2 separate regions of the Mus musculus genome follow, and region 1 is linked to region 2. Evidence: chromatin loops called from intact Hi-C (ENCODE). Cell type or tissue: left cerebral cortex. All regions are shown on one strand. Each heading gives the region's core, and the rest is flanking DNA. Links, peaks and the distances in the headings are about the cores only. Region 1 overlaps Magi2 (membrane associated guanylate kinase, WW and PDZ domain containing 2). Region 2 holds the start of Gm52766 (a long non-coding RNA gene).

Region 1 (9,405 bases), core at 2,740-5,239, 190 kb after region 2:
ACAATCCTAAGGAATTTCAAAAGTATAGTTGCAATGTTAACTATCTAATCCTCATTCGAGACAAGTATATTCCACATTATCTGACTTTCTTTTTGCTTCCATTTCTTCATCTACAAAATGAGTCAGTGACTATGCTTACCTTCTGGTCTTTATAAGGCATATAGGCTAGGACAGGCTATAGTAAAGGCTAGTACAGAGTCAGTACATTAAAAAGCACCATGTAGTTGTTATCTGTTATTTCCATGAAAAAAAGCAACATTGTGAGGCCACAGAAATCACCTGGCAGTTGCTCTATAATGATTGTTCACTGCGAATACCACCTAATAGACAAGCAGGCAGTAGGTACCACCTTGCCCGTTTTAGAGAAGGAGAAACTGACTAGAGGTTCAAGCAAAGTCCTCAATAGCTGCAGTTCGTGTTACTAACACGGAAGTCATACGTATTTCCTTATGAATTTTCAGGGGCATCTTCCCTTCAAACACCCCTCCCCTTCTCCACTGATCATCTCTGGTTCATACTGAATGTAAGCGTCTACCCCGGTCAGGAACAATCCTTCTGTCCCAGCTGTACCCCTGCACTCCCATTAAGGTGATGGCTTCACTTGTAGTTTCTATGGCAATAAAACTTCTCATTATATTACTGAATTGAGACATAGTGTTCTAGGTACTGACAATGTTCTTTGAGGCAATAAAGGAATGTACTTGAGCTTCAGAACTTATTTATCATAATCCGGGTACAAGAAATAAAACTGCCTCCTAGAGACTAGGTATATTGCTTCATAACATCACTTAGTCCAGGAAGCATGTTTTTATAGTGGCTTGTTTTTCTGTTGGAAGGATACATTTAAAAACCGTGCTCCTGGGCTTAGGGACAGAGTCCATCAATGCAATGATCTACTGCACAGCCAAAGGATCTGGGTTTGAATCTTCAGATCCCCATAAAAGCTTGGCATGTCCACAGGTGCCAGCACTTGGCGGGAGGGGGTGGATACAGATGCCAGGAGCTCACTGCTAAGCCTGCTTAGCTGAAAGGTGGAACTGAATATTCAGAGAGGGATGCTGAGTTAGGAGCCTATGATAAGAGACACCTGAAATTTTCCTCTGGTTTCTGTATTTACACCTCTAAACACATTTAACAGTACTTGTACATATGTGCATATGTGTGTGTGTGTGTGTGTGTGTGTGTGCATGTGTGTATGAAAGAGAGAGACAAGACAAGACAGACAGACAGACAGACAGACAGAGAGTGCACATACATGTGCCTGACTTCTATTTTACTTCCTTCCAATTTATACTCAATGAAACTTTCCACATATTTATTTCTCTGGAGTCACAAGGACTCACAGAAAATGCATGATACTCTATAGAAGGCAAGAGTCCTTAAAGTAATAGATTGTTGATTCAGTGTCTTTGGGAGAATATTATGATGCTATCTTTCAGTTGAGAAGAAAAATAAATAAATAAAACCAGCAACTACAACCACCTACAGCTAAGTAAACTGTGCTTTGAGCAAGTACCTCCAAAGAGTATGATGAATTAAGGCAGTGCACAAGAACGCCTAATATAATATATTCCTGCTGTGAAGATCCAGCTTGTCAGAACCCAGTGAAATGAAGAGGCTTGTACTGTCTGTCCTCAGAGGACTAAAGCTGGCATTGTTCAACTTGATCTACTTCAAAGAGCCTACAGAGCATCTGGCTTCTGAATCCCTGCCACTCCAGAGCTGAAATCTCCAGGGATTTTAATTTCTGAATTTATTTTTAGGGAATCAGAAGTACATTATGTCTGACACATCCATTTTCTCTAGGCAGGGTGGTACTTGTAAAGTAGAGACATGTGATTTGTAATTAGGGCATTTGGGTACAGTGTGCTCGGGGCAGCTCCTCAAAACACGTGTTCCACTCATGCAGGGCCCTGTTGCATGAGAGGACAAAGATTTCCTTCCTCGATAATTTGGGTTTAAGAATAGGAGAAAGAACTTAAGTTACTAATACATTTGGAAAGCAGCCCCACATCTTTAATATTCCTAGCTGTATTGGGAATCACAAGAGACATTGACTGGAGACTTTTACTTTAAAGGATCTAAACACTATACTTGTGCCTCTTCACACCTTATAGTGTGAGATGTGAATCGTTTGTGTTTGCTTACTAGGTGAGAAAAAAAGTCTTGACTTTGCACTTAAAATCCCACTCTGTATTGCTAGGTTGAGTAATTCTTTGGAAGTACAAGATCAGAACAGACGCTTGACAGAGTGGGAAACAAATGAACTCCAATCCCACAGTCTGCTAGCATCGCTCTGGCCTCTGGCACTCACATCCCACACGTCCTAGCCAGTCCCTTCCTGCTGCTGAGACCTCATGGGCTGATTTATGAGTCTCATAGTTTGGAAGGTGCATCTATGATGTGATTAATTTTGGTTTAATGTTCCTTGGTCTGGCCCCCTTGTCTCCTTGACTGTTACAACTTCCTGGGCAATTTCTTTTTCCTTCTAGTGGGAAGCATTGGTTATTCTGGGCAAATGTTTTGTCCTGATGGAGTAGAGCAAAATTTGTTTTTCCTGTGCTAATAGACTCTGCTGTATTTATCTGGCTAAACCTCGGACCCAGTGCAGGAGTCTCCTTCAGATGAACAAAGGGACAATCCAGTGGCACAATGCAGGGTTTATAAGTAGATCTCCAGCTTAGAATCCCAGGTAACCACTGACTGTATGGGACAACATGTTTGGATTACATATCGCTTTTTCCTAGCTGCTGGTCTGGAAAAGTAGAGCTTGTTCTTTGGTATTATGATGAAAAAATCTGTAAATGAAGACATACAGAATCATCCCAAATAGCATGTGGGTCATAGAAAACAAAGGTAACCTATCTCCTCAGCTTTCCCAGAATTCCATAGTTTAAAAGCATCAGGGAAAGGGGGGCATTTAAAAAATAATTCTGACTAAATACATTTTACTTATTCCCACAAATTCATTTTCAGCTTACTTTGTATCCCCACAAGCCTCCCATACCCTTGGTGGCTTTCTTAAAACTATCAAGGCCGTCATTCTGTTAGAGTTCTGCAGGTGAGGATATTGGGGTGCTTCAGCCTGGGAGCTAAATGGTGCCTCCTTTCAATCCACTTGCACCACCCGAGCAGGTAATAGAAGAGGCTCCTGCACCTCACAGCCTGTTCGTGACAGAAAATGTCAGTAAAACTTTTGATGTCCACCCAGGGCTAAGATGGACATTTTAGCACTGACTTCAAACCTACAGGTGAGCCTTCCCAGGCTTCCTCTCGCCTAAAGAGAGCAAATATGCATAACATTCTTACTTTATTCACCCTTTCCAGCATTAAGGATCATACATCCAGGAAATCTGGGATATTATGTAAAGACCAAATCTAAGAATACTAGGATAGAAGAAGAGAAAAAACCCACACGTTCTTTACATTCCATTACTTTATCTAATTACCTCTCTGCCTCTCTGCAAAAAGTAAATTTTATATGCCCCATCCTAGACTCTTAAAAATCAAGGGACCAAGGGACAAAGCAAAAGAGGCCAGGCCAGTACTTGAGGACTTTAGGGGAAGGGGTCAGAGTGGATCACAGGCATGCCTAGGTAGAGGTTGGTCCAGTGCATAGCTGAATCTCACAGCTTGAATTCAAAGGAGCTGGGATCAAGTGCCAGTCAACTGGCCTTAGCTACAAAGCACTGGCTCCCTGTCTGTTACCCAAAAATGATAAAAATTCCCAACCCCAGTGCCACTGTGACAGAACGGATTGAGGCTTTCAGGGTGCAAGAGCAGGTTGGCTTGCTTGGGTTTGCTGTAAAGCAACACTTCCTGCAGAAGGTGAACTCTCAGTAGCCCTTCCAACACTAACTCCCACACATGGTGATCTGAATGTACGTTTTCATACTTTCTGTAGTAGCACTCACCAGTGAACACAGGAAAGGGCTTCAGTGAGTGGTGAGCTGAGGTGTGGGGTACTGGGCTATGCACGGACAGTCTGGTCTCCAGTCCACCTGAGGTCTGAACCTCAGAGTGGCAATAATTCACCTACATGGCATGGTAGAGTAGGCGTTCCCTCATGCTCCTGGAACTCTGGCTCCTGTCAAAGTTACCGCCCACACAGCACCCCCCCCGCCCCCCCAGGAGAAGCATGGTTAGTAGTCACTTAGGCAATGTCTCAAGCTTCTGACCGTCAGGCTAGACTCCTCCCCAGTTACCTAGCAACAGCAAAGATAGCAGCATACTTTAAGAGGGGCTGTTTGGCCCCTCCTCACTCTCTCACTCCTCTTGCTCTTACTCCTCTTACTCCCTTTACTTTCCTCTCTCCTTCCCTCTCTCCTCTCACTCTATGCCCCCCTCTCCCTCTTACTCTCTAGCCTTCTCTTTCTCTCTTCCCCTTCTCTCCTCTTGGACATGGCCAGTCTCTTTTTTCTCTTTCCACCTTTTCTCTTCCCCCCTGCCTTTCTACAATAAAGCTCTAAAACCATAGACTGTCTCTGTTCATCAAAGCCTGCTGCACTTGGATGATGGGATAGGCTTTCTTCTAATGAGCCATTTCTAATCTCCCCATGGAAGGAAGGCCTTCCTGTGCTCCAGTCAAGGCCTGCTGCGCATACTCTTGCCTGTGTGGGAACCTTTCTCCCTAAGCCCTCTCTCCCATAACCCTGGGGCTATAGGGTGTCATACTGAGGACCCCTGGTTTCAGGAGCTACCCCTTGTCCACCCCCTATCGAGTGAGGTCAGTGGCTTAGATGCCCACCCGGGGCCGAGTAGAAAGTGTTTGGTAGCCCTCCCGAGTTCACCTGCCCAGATGGCCAGATGTGGGCTATCCTCTCTCCCCCTTCTTCCTTTGCCCCCTTTTAGTTCCCACACTGAGGTATAATGAGCTGTAGAAGGGACTTGAATATCGATTTTTGTTTACATTTTGAGGGGCCACAGTCTAGATCTTCCATTCTTACGGCTAAAGATGTCAACTGAATTGTAAACCCATGCAATTGAATATATCCATAGTGAAGAAATCTATGTCTTTTCTGAAGTACACACTGAGGCGCTCCTGCTGTGGCATTAGTTGGTCTCTAAGTAATGAAATTTCCAAATATATGCTCTTAAAGTTGAGATCCTATCTATTGCTGTCCTCTAATTCTATATTGCCCTATACTTTTCTGCCAAGCATTTTATTTTGCATTTCATCTATATCCATTGCTTGGGTTTATTTTGTTTATCAGACTTGATGCTTGTTTTTTAATATACTCATTAGTAACTCATTTCATCCACTGGAGTGTTCATGCCTCAAGCCTCTCTTTGACTTTCCCCCATCCCTGGAGAGCAGAAGAGGGTGAAGAGAATTTCCAGCTGCAAAGTGGAACCAGGAGTTTCCTGAATTGGGACAAGACCCAGGTCCTCTTTGCTCCTTCCTAGAATGCTATTCCAAGGTTGCATTTGTATGTATGGAGTAATTTGCATGCTGTGTGTTTTGGAAACTGTGTAAGGAAGGAAAAATGGTCATGTCTGCCTCCTCAGCTCATACTAACTATATTCTGGGACATTGGCAAGTATGCTTCTGGTACTGGTATCAGCTTTGGAGTCTATCAACAAATCAAATAATCTTCTGATTTTATATGGCACATTTCAACCCCTAACATGATTACCATATGGAAATATTAATTTCTCTTTGATGACTGAATGACTTCTATTATAACATGAACCTAGGCATGGGCTTTTATAGATACTTTCTTGGGTAGGGCCCAGGTTTTTATTAAACTAATCAACTTCTAAAGAGAACTTCATGAGAGCTGCAATTTAGCCCAGCTCCGATGAGCCACATTTTTTCACATGACTTTCTATCCTGTCTGTGTCAGCTCAGGATATGGGTAGTGTGAAGGTAAATATGAAATTGTTCCAGTGAATGATGCAGTTTTCACCGAGGACCCTCTAGTAAAGGACACTGATCCACGTGATGAGTTTGTCTTTCCAAATCTTTTTCAATTTTGTTGTTACATTAAGAAAAATATAGTTTAGAGCTCTCTTTTTATTACTGGAAAATATTATTTTTGCAACACCCAGTGTCTCTTAGAGCCTTTAGCAGGAAAGACTGCAAGGAATTTATAATCCTTGTTTTATGTCAGTTGTATTTATTTGAATTTGTAGCTTTATCACATTGCTTCTTAAGAAATAAATATTTTAAGACAATTGAAAAGTCAGTTACTTTAAAATTCATACTTAGAAGAGTACCAATTTTAAAATGAGGTGGAATACCTCTAATTTATAAAATGCTTTAATAGAAACTTCCCAAGTATTGCTATTATATTGTCTCTGCTGAGCAAGAGGAGAGGTATACTGGTCAGATCGAGAGGGAGGATTAGGTAACTGGAATCAGAATTTTAGGAGGCAGAGGAGGGCCACCTGTAATTCTTGTACTTAACTGGCCAAGGCAGAAGGATCCTGAGTTTGAGGCCAGCCTGAGCTACAAAGTAAGACCTTGTCTAAAGAAAGAATAAGTTAATTTTTAAAATATGAAGAGGAACAGGTAGCATCATGAAGAAGAAGCAGGAGTTAGGCTTCCAGATGTACAGCAAGAAGATAGCATGAAAGTCGCTTTGGAGTGGGGAGAGGCAGAGGCAAGCAAGGCAGATACCTCAGGCATGGCATGAAGGTTTTTCCAAAGAACATGCCTAGAGTGACTGTGTATACATGTTCTTTCCCAATCAAAATGAATGCTAAACAATAATAATAATAAAAACTAAACATAAAATTTAAATTACTCATAATTCATCACATCAAACTATTAGCTACTGTTAAGGTTTTATTCGGACTAATTAACAGAGATAGTGATACCTTAAAAAATATCTTTCTTCCCATGAATGTATTACAGATTTTTCTCTGCTGACAAATTTAACTTCTTTTTTTCCCTACATGCAGTTCCCTAAAATAAATCTGAAATTAGGAGTCACTTGGCATAAGTTCATAGTTGTTGAGTGACTCATATGTCTCTGAAAAAAAGAGAACTTTATCAATATAATCACATAAATAACATGTTTAAAAATACTATTTTTCTTCATCTTTATATTTTTGAAAAATGGTGATTACATAATTGATATTTAATAATATTAATTCTAAGTGTTTACATGTTATTTCATGTCAGAAAGCCAAACTTCAACATCTCCTTCTTTTGATCAATTCAATCATTTTAGCAAGTCAACCATGAAATACATTTATAGTTCTATAGAACTTTCTGAGTAGAGAATCAATAATGAAGCTTTCTTAGATAGTAGTGTAGAAAATTCAAACTTTATATTAAACACTGGGTTTATCTTTTAGAAGAAACTAAAGCATTTGACCGTAAATGCCTTGACTGAGCACATTGAAACAACTCCACCTGGATGGACATACAGGTTTATTTCAGTAATTATCAGCTTTCAGTGGTGCCCCTGTAGCTGAGTCTGCATGATGCTATCATTTGTTAGAAAGATGATCTACTTTCTTACAGAATTTCAGGAGTGGATTGTTCAAGAAATACTATTTGGGGCTATTATATATTTGGAGATTCGAGTGTGACTGTCATGTTTACTTGATGCTGGGGATTACATTTTTGTGGGATACAAAGACATCCAGTTATACCAAAAAGAGAACAACCTAAATTAGGGACTTGCCTAATTTATAAGTATTGCCTAAATATAAGGGATCTAATTTTCCCTAAAGTTTGTTAAGAAAAGTGCTTGTTTTATGTCCTATCTGAAATGAAATATCACATGAAACATTCTCAGAGACCCTGTGATCACACAGAGAGAAGTGAATGCTTGAATTTTTAGATTCAAATTAAGTCCTTTTGTCAATTTCATATGGTGGTACAGTATACAACAGAAAGACCCCTGGATATCAAACAACTTTACCCAGCCAGTCTTTTAAAGTCATTTTCTAAATTAAGTTCTGGACAACAGAAATATGTAAGGGTAGGAAAGCTGAAAGAAGAGAGAAAGCAACGACAGGGTACAGAGCAGCGACACAGAGCAGAGTGGAGGTGTGGATCTCCACAGCTCTTGTCGAGAGACTCCATGGAGAGGAAGAATTTCAGAGCAAGAAGGAACACACTCCTTTTTATATCCTTTATCAAAATCTCCAGTGTCTGAAGTCCATAAAATGTATAATGTTCAACAGACTGTGACAGAACAGGGGATAGATGCTGACCCACATTCAAAATTCAATAAGGCTCCCCAGGAAGAGTGGAGGCAACCAGCAAAGCATAAACTCAGGTCCTTTCAGGGTGAGGTGGGGAGATGGTAACAGGGCATTCCAACTGTCTCTCTCAGAAATAGCAATGCAAATAGTGTGTGGCCTCAACTCACACGGAAGGAGCTAGAGATTCATTGGCAGGTGTGAGAGACCAACCAAGTACAAGTTAATGCCTGGAACTTGAGACGCAGGAGCAGATGCACACCACCAGAGCAGGAAATATCATTTGAAATTCAATTTGAAAGGCTGAATTACATTTTTTTTTCATTTACTAAAAACATTTTATCCAGTTGACAGTATTTTTGTCAAGATTCATGTTTCTCCCATGGTTAATGTTTATAAAGTACCTTGTGCTTTTGGGTGGGAAGGATTTATAAATGAAAACTAAATCAATGTCTGAAGCTGTGATTTCAAAAGGCACAAACCTCAACTTCTAGTTTGATTTTAAAAAAAGGACTCTTGACTTTGAGTTTCGAGTTATGCAAGTATGCAAATATGTGCTATTTCACTAACATTCATCACCAGCACAAAGCACAGACATTTCCTTCTGAACCAGGCAGCAGGTCTGCAGCTACTCAAACATAGGCGGGTAGCAGAGGCCCCGGAGGATGGAGGGCTGCCTATGAAATACATGTATCTCTAGGCCCTACTCCAGACCCAACAACCCCAAATTCTTAGAAGACTTGGGGCCATGTGAGGTTAACAAAATCCGTTAGGTTTTTAAAATTAGCAGATCTAAGATGTGAGGCAGAGTCAGTTACTAACTTTGATCACCCAAATCCTCCATGTGCTCTATATCTGAGGAAGCTGCTTAGAAATAAAGAAAGGGATTTCACTCCAGTCTCTCTCTGTAAGGTGAATTCTGCGTATGCTCACTGAATTATTAGCCTATTATTTGAAGCTTTTGAATCTCCAGTTATGATATGATTAACCTCTCTGGAGCCAATTTTTTTTTTAGTTTATCTTTTTATGGTAAGCACTTAGCACAAGCATTGGATAAATCTCAGCAAATCTTATATCATTTAATCGTTTGCAGAACAGGCATACAATATAAGGATGCTTCCAGGCAAGGTTCAGATTCCACTAGGAGAGAAAAACAGTGAACTTGGGAAGAGATGCTTACTTGAGCCACTTTGTAACAAAGGCCAACTACAACAATGAAGACATCCTCATTACAGGAAGGGAGAC
Region 2 (9,405 bases), core at 3,301-5,800:
AAGCATTCAACAAAATAGGTGAGAAAAATGTCAACAAACCAAACCTAAAAGATCAGCAAAATGAGTTTCTCAAACTGTTAAAATAAAGTTATAGTACTTGTAAAATAGGAAAATGCTCACCAATAACTATCTGTGGAATGCTTGCTCCTGGGAAACATCCTAAGCAGATTGGTAGTTCATGAGCACATGGAGAGGGAGAGTTAACCACTTCTACTGATGGGTTGAACCATGCTCCCCAGTGAAGGCTACACACTCAACAGTGTAGGGGAAGCAGAAACTGAACTTGATGTGAAATAACAAAAACTAGAAAACACACAACAGAGTGGGAGAGGTCACAGATTTGGGTGACGAGTGAACAGGGGATGACTTTGGAGATGTTGCAGGCAGAAATGAATGTAGAGAACATGTGTGAAATTCTCATGGAATTAATAACAATGAGGAAAAATAGAGGTAAGCATAAAATAGTAATACAAACATATTTGTAAAAAAAAAGGAGACAAGGAAAGTAAGATGTGTCTTTTGACATTAAGACCCAATTCAGTAGCCATATCTATAATGCTGGTATGACAGCTTGACTTCCACAAAAAATATCAAAAGAATAGACATGTTGGAAAGACACAGAAGTGAACTTGATAGACTCTGCATGGCTAATTCTGCAACAATTTAATGATAATATATTGAATAATTTTGAAGTACCATGAACCAGATATTGACTAGCACATGATGATAAAAACAGGTAACTGAATTTTAAAAATGAAGACAAGAAAGTTATTCCTTTTCATTTAATTCAGGTTAAAAAATAGAAAAAAAAATAGAAAAAGGAAATTAGCTCTTGAAAAAAGTCTAAGGCTGTATTAGTTGCAGAAAATATCTGACAGACGCTGAAATTAGGGAAGAATATTTTTAAAAGGTATTTACATAATCCCCAAGTAGCTTCCAATAAGGATATTAAATCATATCAACCAGAAAGGTTGTCTCTTTCTAGAAAGGAAACCTAGAAGACACAGCTGTAGTCACCCTACTAAGGCTAACATCAAGATTCAGAGTGAGTTTCAGAATATAAAATCAATGTACCTTCCACTCATGGTGTGCATGTGGGTGATACACACTTTTTCAGTTAGATTTTCACAGTTTTCCCTTTGTGATTTATATTAGGATCAGAAAACACTTGTCCTATAGGCATGAAGGAAAGATAAATACCATCGATTGTAAACAAGGACAGGAACTTGACAAGAGTGAAATGTAATGATGTCTACACTGAATTATTAGTACTAAAACAAACTGAATTGACCGTAAAAGTTTTAATGCAAAATTTGATGGTCTATAGATACCACTGACATATTCATGGATAGCTTGTGATCTCTTTTTATATACATAATTGCTTGTGTGTGTGTGTGTGTGTGTGTAAATGTACATCTATGGAGATATATTGATGAGCAGGGCTCTTCTTTGTGTTTACTCAAATTACATTTTAGTGCCTGGGTTATAAAGAGGAAAGACACAACGAAATAAAATAACTATAACATTATAAATCCTAATTTAAACAATTATAAGCATTTCTGGAACCGACAAGGAAGAGAGGAACCCAGTGACTGGAGTCCACTCATTCACAAACCTACATCATTCATTATGCTCTCTATGCATACAAGACATGTACAGCTTCTTTGGAGGGGTTATAATTTGAGTTTGTCTTTGAACTGTGGATAAATTCTTTCCAGGGAAGAATGGAGGAGATAGGACGGATTCACATGGAATCTTTGGTGACTACAGTCAGTGGTTACATTTGTGGGTAGATAAGACTTTCTGCAAGAAAAGCCTCATGATAAAGTTGCAAAGACATTTTGTTAAAGCACATTAAAGTGATCCTTAGTTTGACATGCAATTGGAGATTAAGAATAAGGATTATATATTTTTCTTTTAGATAAAATGTATGCTTGCCACTCTCTGGAGAAAAGTATAGTACCTCTGACAGTGTATGACCTGCAGGTCTCTCACTGGCTTGTCATGGCAGTGTTGGAGTTTGTAGGTGCTGTGCTGGGTAGGGGCATGACCCTTATAATTAACACCAGCTTATGAAATGCTGTAGAATTCACAATAGCACAATACTGAGCACTAGTGACAAAGACAAAGTCACGGGGTCGGGGGCAGGGGGGACTGCGCTAGGCATGTGTATACATACACAAGCACTATTCAACTATATTTACCTGTTTCTTGAACTGAAACACTCAGAATTGATGGTGATGTGAACAGGGTTTAGAATCCCAGGAATTATTATTATCAAGACCCTTTCAGGGCTAGCATTGAAAATAATGTAAAAATCAGAACCTGTTTGTGGGTTAAAATGTACAGCTATAAATTATTGCACTTTTTCCTTTGTTGGTTAAACAAAAATACTTTGAAAAGCCCAAGAAGGGTTTCTTTGACACCACCATGCAGAGGTTCTGGGATTAACGTTTTCTATTGTGTCTCAGGCTACATTTGCTCTTAGATGGCAGGGGGGGAATTGTTATTACCGGCTGAGTGAATGCCGCAGCTCTCTTTCTGATAGGGTTAATCAGAAAGGAATCAAGGCGCCAGCTTTGGGCTTCTGAATTAATGGTATCTTGAAGGAGATAAAAAGCCGCAGCAGTGAATTTATGAAGCCAAGTCTTCAAAATGACCCAGAACAGCTCATTGGTATAAGCCACAGATCTAATTGGCTAAAATCAAACAGGACCGGGAGTCTCAGTGCAGCTGGACCCGAGGCATGTTGTGGCATTGTAATAGGTAATAAGCCATATCACATGGAAAAGTCCTGGTCAGAAGAATCCCGGAGAATGTGTTACAAGAGAAGCAGGTTTTGGGGGCATTGCTGTGAGCCTTACTGCAGAGCCGGTGGTGTTTCTTTGAGACCGTGAACAGCTTTACTTGTTTTGCCTAGTTTAGTCCTCGAGTGACGCAGAAATCTAGAGGGAGGAATGTCTTTAGACAGTATATGGCAGGAAGGTTATTTTATACAGAGATGCAATGTGTTGCATAGAAACAGGGAGCCTTTCTTGAGCTACAGCTTTCTTTCCAGCTGCCCAATCAGCTAAGACAACAACTCTGTCCTCTGTCTGCCTATGCAAGATAGTTGGAACCCTCCTTCTCTCCACTTTTCTCTGATGTCTGGTGGTTTTATTTGTTTTGTTTTGTTTTTTGTTTTTTGTTTTTTTCAGGAAAAATCCTTGACTTTTGTCTTTTTCTACCCATGAGGCTGCCCACAGATAGGTTGTCTCTTATGCCAAAGCATGTGGAGCCTTCCGATTTTCAATCTTCCCCATAAACAAATGCTTTCTAACCATTTGAACTATTCTTTTATTCCTGGGAAACATTTTCCTTTAGCCTTACTGGCTGTAAAGAGTTTCCTGATCTGCTACACACACACACACACACACACACACACACACACACACACACACACACACACATACACACACACACACACAAACACATACACACACACATACACACACACACACACACACACACAGAGAGAGAGAGAGAGAGAGAGAGAGAGAGAGAGAAAGAGAGAGAGAGACAGGCATTTTTTTTATATTCTTACTTTAAAAAAATATAAATGTACTTGATTCTGTTCCTCCCATTGAATGTCTTCATTTGGTCAGCTCGGGGATTGACCCCAAGACCTCAAGCATGCTATGCAAGCATTGCCCCTTGTCCCCGTTTCTCTTGATATTCAAATCTTCACCTTTCAATGTCTATGCCAAACCTCGTTTTATGTAAGGCTTCTCCAGATCACATTGTCTCTGAATTCGCCACTCCATCCTCCAAACCAGACTTTCCTATTACGCTTCCAGTTACATATTTTAAGCAATGTGAAAACTGTTCATCTAAAATAGAATTCGAAGTCATGTTGGTACAGATCAATCTACCATATGTTAGGGAAAGAAAAAAAAATGTCAGATTTGTTTTAGTTTTCAAAGTCCAGCATATTAGCTAAAATGTTCCCCTACATAGCACAAGTCCCACAGGAAAAAAAAAAAATCCTGCTGCTTCTATAAGCCAGGTTGCAGATGCTGCACCAAGAGCTGACTGCCTCACGTCAGCTGCTATGCTTTTTATTACTCACAAAATATGCCTTCCCTTATTTTCTCCCCTTTATTTTTTTTTGGAGCTTCAGTAGATCATTTATTTCCACTAATGCACACTGATGGTAAACTTTCAAGAAGGAAAAAAAAATGTCCAAAAGGAGACAAATGGATAAATACCATGAATAGATTTTTTTAAGTTGTTTTTTTTTTTCCCAAAAAGTTTTTGCACCCTCCCTTACTAGGATATCTATGGTGATGTAGCTATATCTGGAATACATTTGGTGTCTCTGTGCCAAAAAGTACAGCTGCTCTCTTCAAATGCAACATTTGAATTTTCTGTCAGCTCAGGAATACTGACTATTAATCAGAGGGGAAAGGTATGCTGCAAAATTGCTGGAGAGCTCTTCATCATTCCAAAAATTTGTGTACTGGCAAATTTTTAGAATGGAAAATAGTAATACGGAGGCTCAGCGGCAGCAAGCTACATACAGTGGAGCAAAACCTCGTAAGGCGTAACCAACAGGTAGGTAAAGATACAAGGAAAGTGCTATAAATGCAGCTCCAGTTGTTCAAATGTACTTGCCCTAATTATGCCTGGGGATGGAAGTGTGCCCACAAGCCCATCTCCTGGAGGGAGGGGGCGTGTCTGTCTTATCTCTCATTCCCTGCCATGGAGAGAGCAGAACCCAGGGCACAGCCACTGCAGACGAAGCAGTTATTAGATTCCAGAATGAATGAATTCATGAATATATATGTTTTATTAGCAGCTATCCCCCTATTCTCCAATATTACTTGGGCAGGTTGAAATATAAGAAATGAGCATTACTTGGCTAATATAGAGTTAAATGGGCATGGACTATTTGACCACTCTGAGCCTTGGGTTATCAATTTCTAAATGAAAGGAAGGGCTTCCTGCTTGTACCAAAGGGTGGTTTGAAGACTGAATGGTGTTTTTCAGATGCATCTTACAAACACTAAGGTACTGTAATATACAATGCATCGTTTTAATAGAACGTTATTTGAGTAACGTTAAATTTATTCATGGTTGTTGACCTGATTATTTTTAATGGTTAAGTATATAAAAATCAGAACGCAGAGTAAGGTTTTACCAAGGCTGCCTCTTGGGATTCTCATATGAGGTTATACTTTCACAACTGTCGGAACAGATTATGCAGAAATTTAAAGATGCAGAATATTTGCTGGAGAAAAACACATGGCTCAGGGATGTGTTGCTAATTCTGATGGACTTTACCACACTTAGGTTGGCTTGCCCCGTCTCAGGACCAGGGAATGGCTGCAGGTAGAGTTGTGCATGGTGTCTGTGCTCTCCCTTGTCTTCTCAGTAACTGATTGTTTTCAGTACATGCTTTTCATGTTTTGATTAAAAATTCATTTTAGGAAGATTATGGATGTGGAATATTTTTTAGAATAGCTGCTGGCAACATTTAGTGGGGACAAATTATCCAATTTTCCCTTTGAATACTCCAAGAGAATGGCTTATTATTAGCAGCATTTCTCCCATTAGAATTTTAGTAGAGACAACTTTTTTAATTTTACAGGAGAGATACTTCCAGTACATTGTCTTCTGTTTTAAAGTCACGTTTGAGAATGTGCATGACCAAGACTCATTAATTCAAATAAAACTAGCTAATTATATACTTTTTCATAGGCGTTAGACTTTTTTTCCCTAAACAAAACAAGAGAAATCAAAATTCCTAATATTTGTTGTTTTGCTCTAAGTATAAAAGTTGTAAATCGCTCAAGTTCCTGTAAAGCAATCAGAACTGATCTGTCTTGATTCATGGCTCTTCACTCTTAGTCATGCAGCACATGCTAACCACTAAGTGACACACAGTAAAAACACCTGGTTACAAACCTCTGGGAGCCTAGGCCTTACTAGATGTGCAGTTTCACCTTTGAACAGAAGTATACTGTCTCTGCCTTTACTCCTGCATTTCTTTCCCACACCTATTGCATTATATTATTATTATTATTATTATTATTATTATTATTATTATTATTATTATTATTATTATTTTGAGAAAGGATCGTACTACGTAACCCTGTCTGGTTCTCTGTAAACCAGGCTGGCTTCAAACAAAGATCTACCTGCTTCTCTGTCCCAAGTGCTGGGATCAAAGGCATTTATTAATCACCACATCTGGATGTCCTTTTAAAAGGTATCTTAATGTGTCTGGTCACCTTTCTCCCCTATTTCATTTACTACAATGTCCTCCAATCTGAGGCCTAAACATAATGTTTTCACTTTTGGGACAAGTTTTAATTCTCTGAAGCCTTCATTGGCTCAGTGGCAGCACTCCCACCCCAGATTCTTTTTTTTTTTTTTAATTCAAAGAGATGTTAGAGAACATTTATTTCAACAGTCTGTAAATTTCCAATAAGAAGTTCCTTATCCCTGTGCCTTTATTTTCTTTTTTTTTCCATTTTTATTAGGTATTTAGCTCATTTACATTTCCAATGCTATACCAAAAGTCCCCCATACCCACCCACCCCCACTCACCTACCCACCCACTCCCCCTTTTTGGCCCTGGCGTTCCCCTGTACTGGGGCATATAAAGTTTGTGTGTCCAATGGGCCTCTCTTTCCAGTGATGGCCGACTAGGCCATCTTTTGATACATATGCAGTCAAGAGCTCCGGGGTACTGGTTAGTTCATAATGTTGTTCCACCTATAGGGTTGCAGATCCCTTTAGCTCCTTGGGTACTTTCTCTAGCTCCTCCATTGGGAGCCCTGTGATCCATCCATTAGCTGACTATGAGCATCCACTTCTGTGTTTGCTAGGCCCCGGCATAGTCTCACAAGAGACAGCTACATCTGGGTCCTTTCAATAAAATCTTGCTAGTGTATGCAATCCACCCCAGATTCTTAATAGTGAGTTCTACTTACACTCTTTCATACCAAGCTACCTGGATTTTCTTCTAAGTCAGATTTTCCTCTAAGCATTTAGTTGAAAAATAATTCCACTAAAACCAGGAACAAGACAAGGATGTCCACTTTCTCCATATTTATTCAATATTGTACTTGAAGTTTAGATAGAGAAATAAGACAACTAAAGGAAATGAAGTGGATACAAATTGGAAAAATATAATAAGTCAAAATATAATTATTTGCAGACAGTATACATAAATGACCTCCAAATTCTACCAGCAAACTCCTACAGCTAATAAATACCCTCAGGAAAGTGACTGAATAAGAAATTAATTAAAAAACAAAACAAAACAAAAACTGAAAAAAAAATTAGTAGCTCTCCTTTCTACAAAGACAAATTGAAGAACTTCTGTAAGGCAAAGGACACTGTCAATAGGACAAAACAGCGGCCTACAGAATGGGAAAAGATGTTCACCAACCCTTCATCCAACAGAGGCTTACTATTCAAAATAAATAAAGAACTCAAGAAACTAAACACCAACAAACCAAATAATACAATTAAAATTGGAGTACAGAGCTAAATAGAAGAATCTTGAATGGCCAAGAAACACATAAAGTAATGTTCAACATCTTTAACGATTAGAGAAATGCAAATCAAAATGACTGCAAGAGTCCGTCTTATATCCATCAGAATGTTTAAGATGAAATCTCAGGTGATAGCACAGGCTGGTGAGGATGTTGAGCAAGGGGAACACTCCTCCATTGCTAGTGGCAGCCCACACTTGTATAACCAGTTTGGAAATCAATATAGTGGTTCTTCAGAAAACTGGGAATTGATCTACCTCAAGACCCATCTATACCACTCCTGGTCATTTAGATCTAAGATGCTCTATCATACCATAAGGACACTTGTCCAACTATGTTCATAGCTGCTTTATCCATAATAGTCAGAAGCTAAGTCTCCCCAAAATGGAGTTATGGAGCCTGAACAGGCAATCTACTGCAACTAGAAAAATCTTCCAGTGAAAGGATTGGGATTGCAATCTGGTCCCTCGAACTTGGATCTACAATTTGTTCTGCCTACAAGTTGTGCTTGGGGTAAAGGTGGTTCCAAAATTGAGTGAGTGGTCAACCAATGACTGGTCTAACTTGAGATGTCATGAGAGGAATCCAACCTCTGACTCTATGTGGAAGGCTATGAACCAGAGCCTGAATACTCTGGAGATCAAGGATAGAACCAAATAGGACTGAAAAGAAAAAGTCATTCCTAATGATTCCTAATGAAGTGATTCCTATTGATTCTTTGCTATACTCATCCAGTATGATCATCATCAGCAACTGATGGGAGCAGATACAGAGACCCACACCCAAACATTAGGTAGAGCTTGGCGAATCCTGCAGCGAAGGGTGAAGAGGGATTGTAGGAGTCAGAGGAGTCAAGGACACCACAAGAAACCCCACAGAACCAACTAATTAGGGCTCAGGGATTGAAATGACAATCAGGGATCCTGCATGTGTCTCACTCATTTACATATATGTTACACTTGTGAAGCTTGGTCTTTTTGTAGGACCCCTAACAGTGGGAGTACAGGTGGTCTCTGACTCTTGTACATGCTTTGGGGTTGCTTTTACTCCTACTTGGTTACTTCCTTCAGCCTCAGTATGAGGGTAGGTTTCTAGTCTTATTGCAAGCTAATCAGCTTGCAATGTTGCCATGTTCGGTTGATATTCCTAGAGTCCTGACTCTTCTGAAGAGGGAAAAAAAAGAGGAGGGGATCTGGAGGAAAAGTAAGATGGGGTACTGGGAAGAGAGGAGGGAGGGGTAACTGGGCATGGGATGTAATATATTAGAGAATAATGATGATGATAATAAACAATATTACTTAAAATACATAGAGCATCTGAATTCTTCCCCACATATTAAAGTCATTTTCAACCAGAAAATTTAATTTTAATCAGAATCATTTTAGTCAGAAAATCTAATCATCAGCTAAAACTGCCACTTTGCGAAAAGGTGTCATGTGTTTCCATCAATTCCTTAGACACCAGGCCACATTCTTCATCACTAGCCTGCGAAATACCAGGTACAAGGACATCAATGGGAAGACAATGCCACAAGGAACACCGTTAGATTGTTTGGGCTCATTTTCTGTAACTTCCCTGCTCTGAGCCACCCCACCCTCACCCCCGCTGCCTTGCCAGACTTCAGAACTAATGTGTTTCTCAGAGCACATATGATCTTCAGACCACATGTAATCCCCAGATCATGTGTGAACTTCAGAGTATGTGTGGCCCTAAAATCATGTGTGCTCCTCAGATCATGCCACGTTCCTTACAGACCTCACTGCCTTTGTGCATGGTTTGCTCATCTTATGATGATGTCGACTCATTCCTTACTTGATAAAACTTTCATTCTCAAAATTCCCATGTAAGATTTACTACTCTT

What was found. A loop is a pair of places that touch in the nucleus more often than their neighbours do. Peaks named below come from ENCODE experiments on the same cell type or tissue, not always from the same donor. Only the 100,000 strongest peaks of a DNase experiment are listed, where the experiment ranks them.
Region 1: a loop joins it to region 2, with 6 times the contacts of the local background. A loop is called at or near these places in 2 of 42 quality-filtered maps.

What each region holds. Positions count from the first base shown.
Region 1 is chr5:19,546,025-19,555,429 of GRCm38, reverse strand. All of the region lies in intron 1 of Magi2 (membrane associated guanylate kinase, WW and PDZ domain containing 2), which reads right to left. Among named protein-coding and RNA genes, the nearest start is that of Gm25335, 35 kb to the right of the region's middle. In left cerebral cortex, for the core only: no CTCF peak of the experiment used is centred there; DNase peaks (open chromatin) are centred at 3,177 and 3,789; H3K27ac peaks cover 83 bases.
Region 2 is chr5:19,740,543-19,749,947 of GRCm38, reverse strand. All of the region lies in intron 2 of Magi2 (membrane associated guanylate kinase, WW and PDZ domain containing 2), which reads right to left. It overlaps Gm52766 (a long non-coding RNA gene), which reads left to right and starts at 4,415. Exons shown (of 3, transcript XR_003955726.1): 1 at 4,415-4,593. In left cerebral cortex, for the core only: no CTCF peak of the experiment used is centred there; DNase peaks (open chromatin) are centred at 3,836, 4,396 and 4,649; H3K4me3 peaks cover 199 bases; H3K27ac peaks cover 1,621 bases.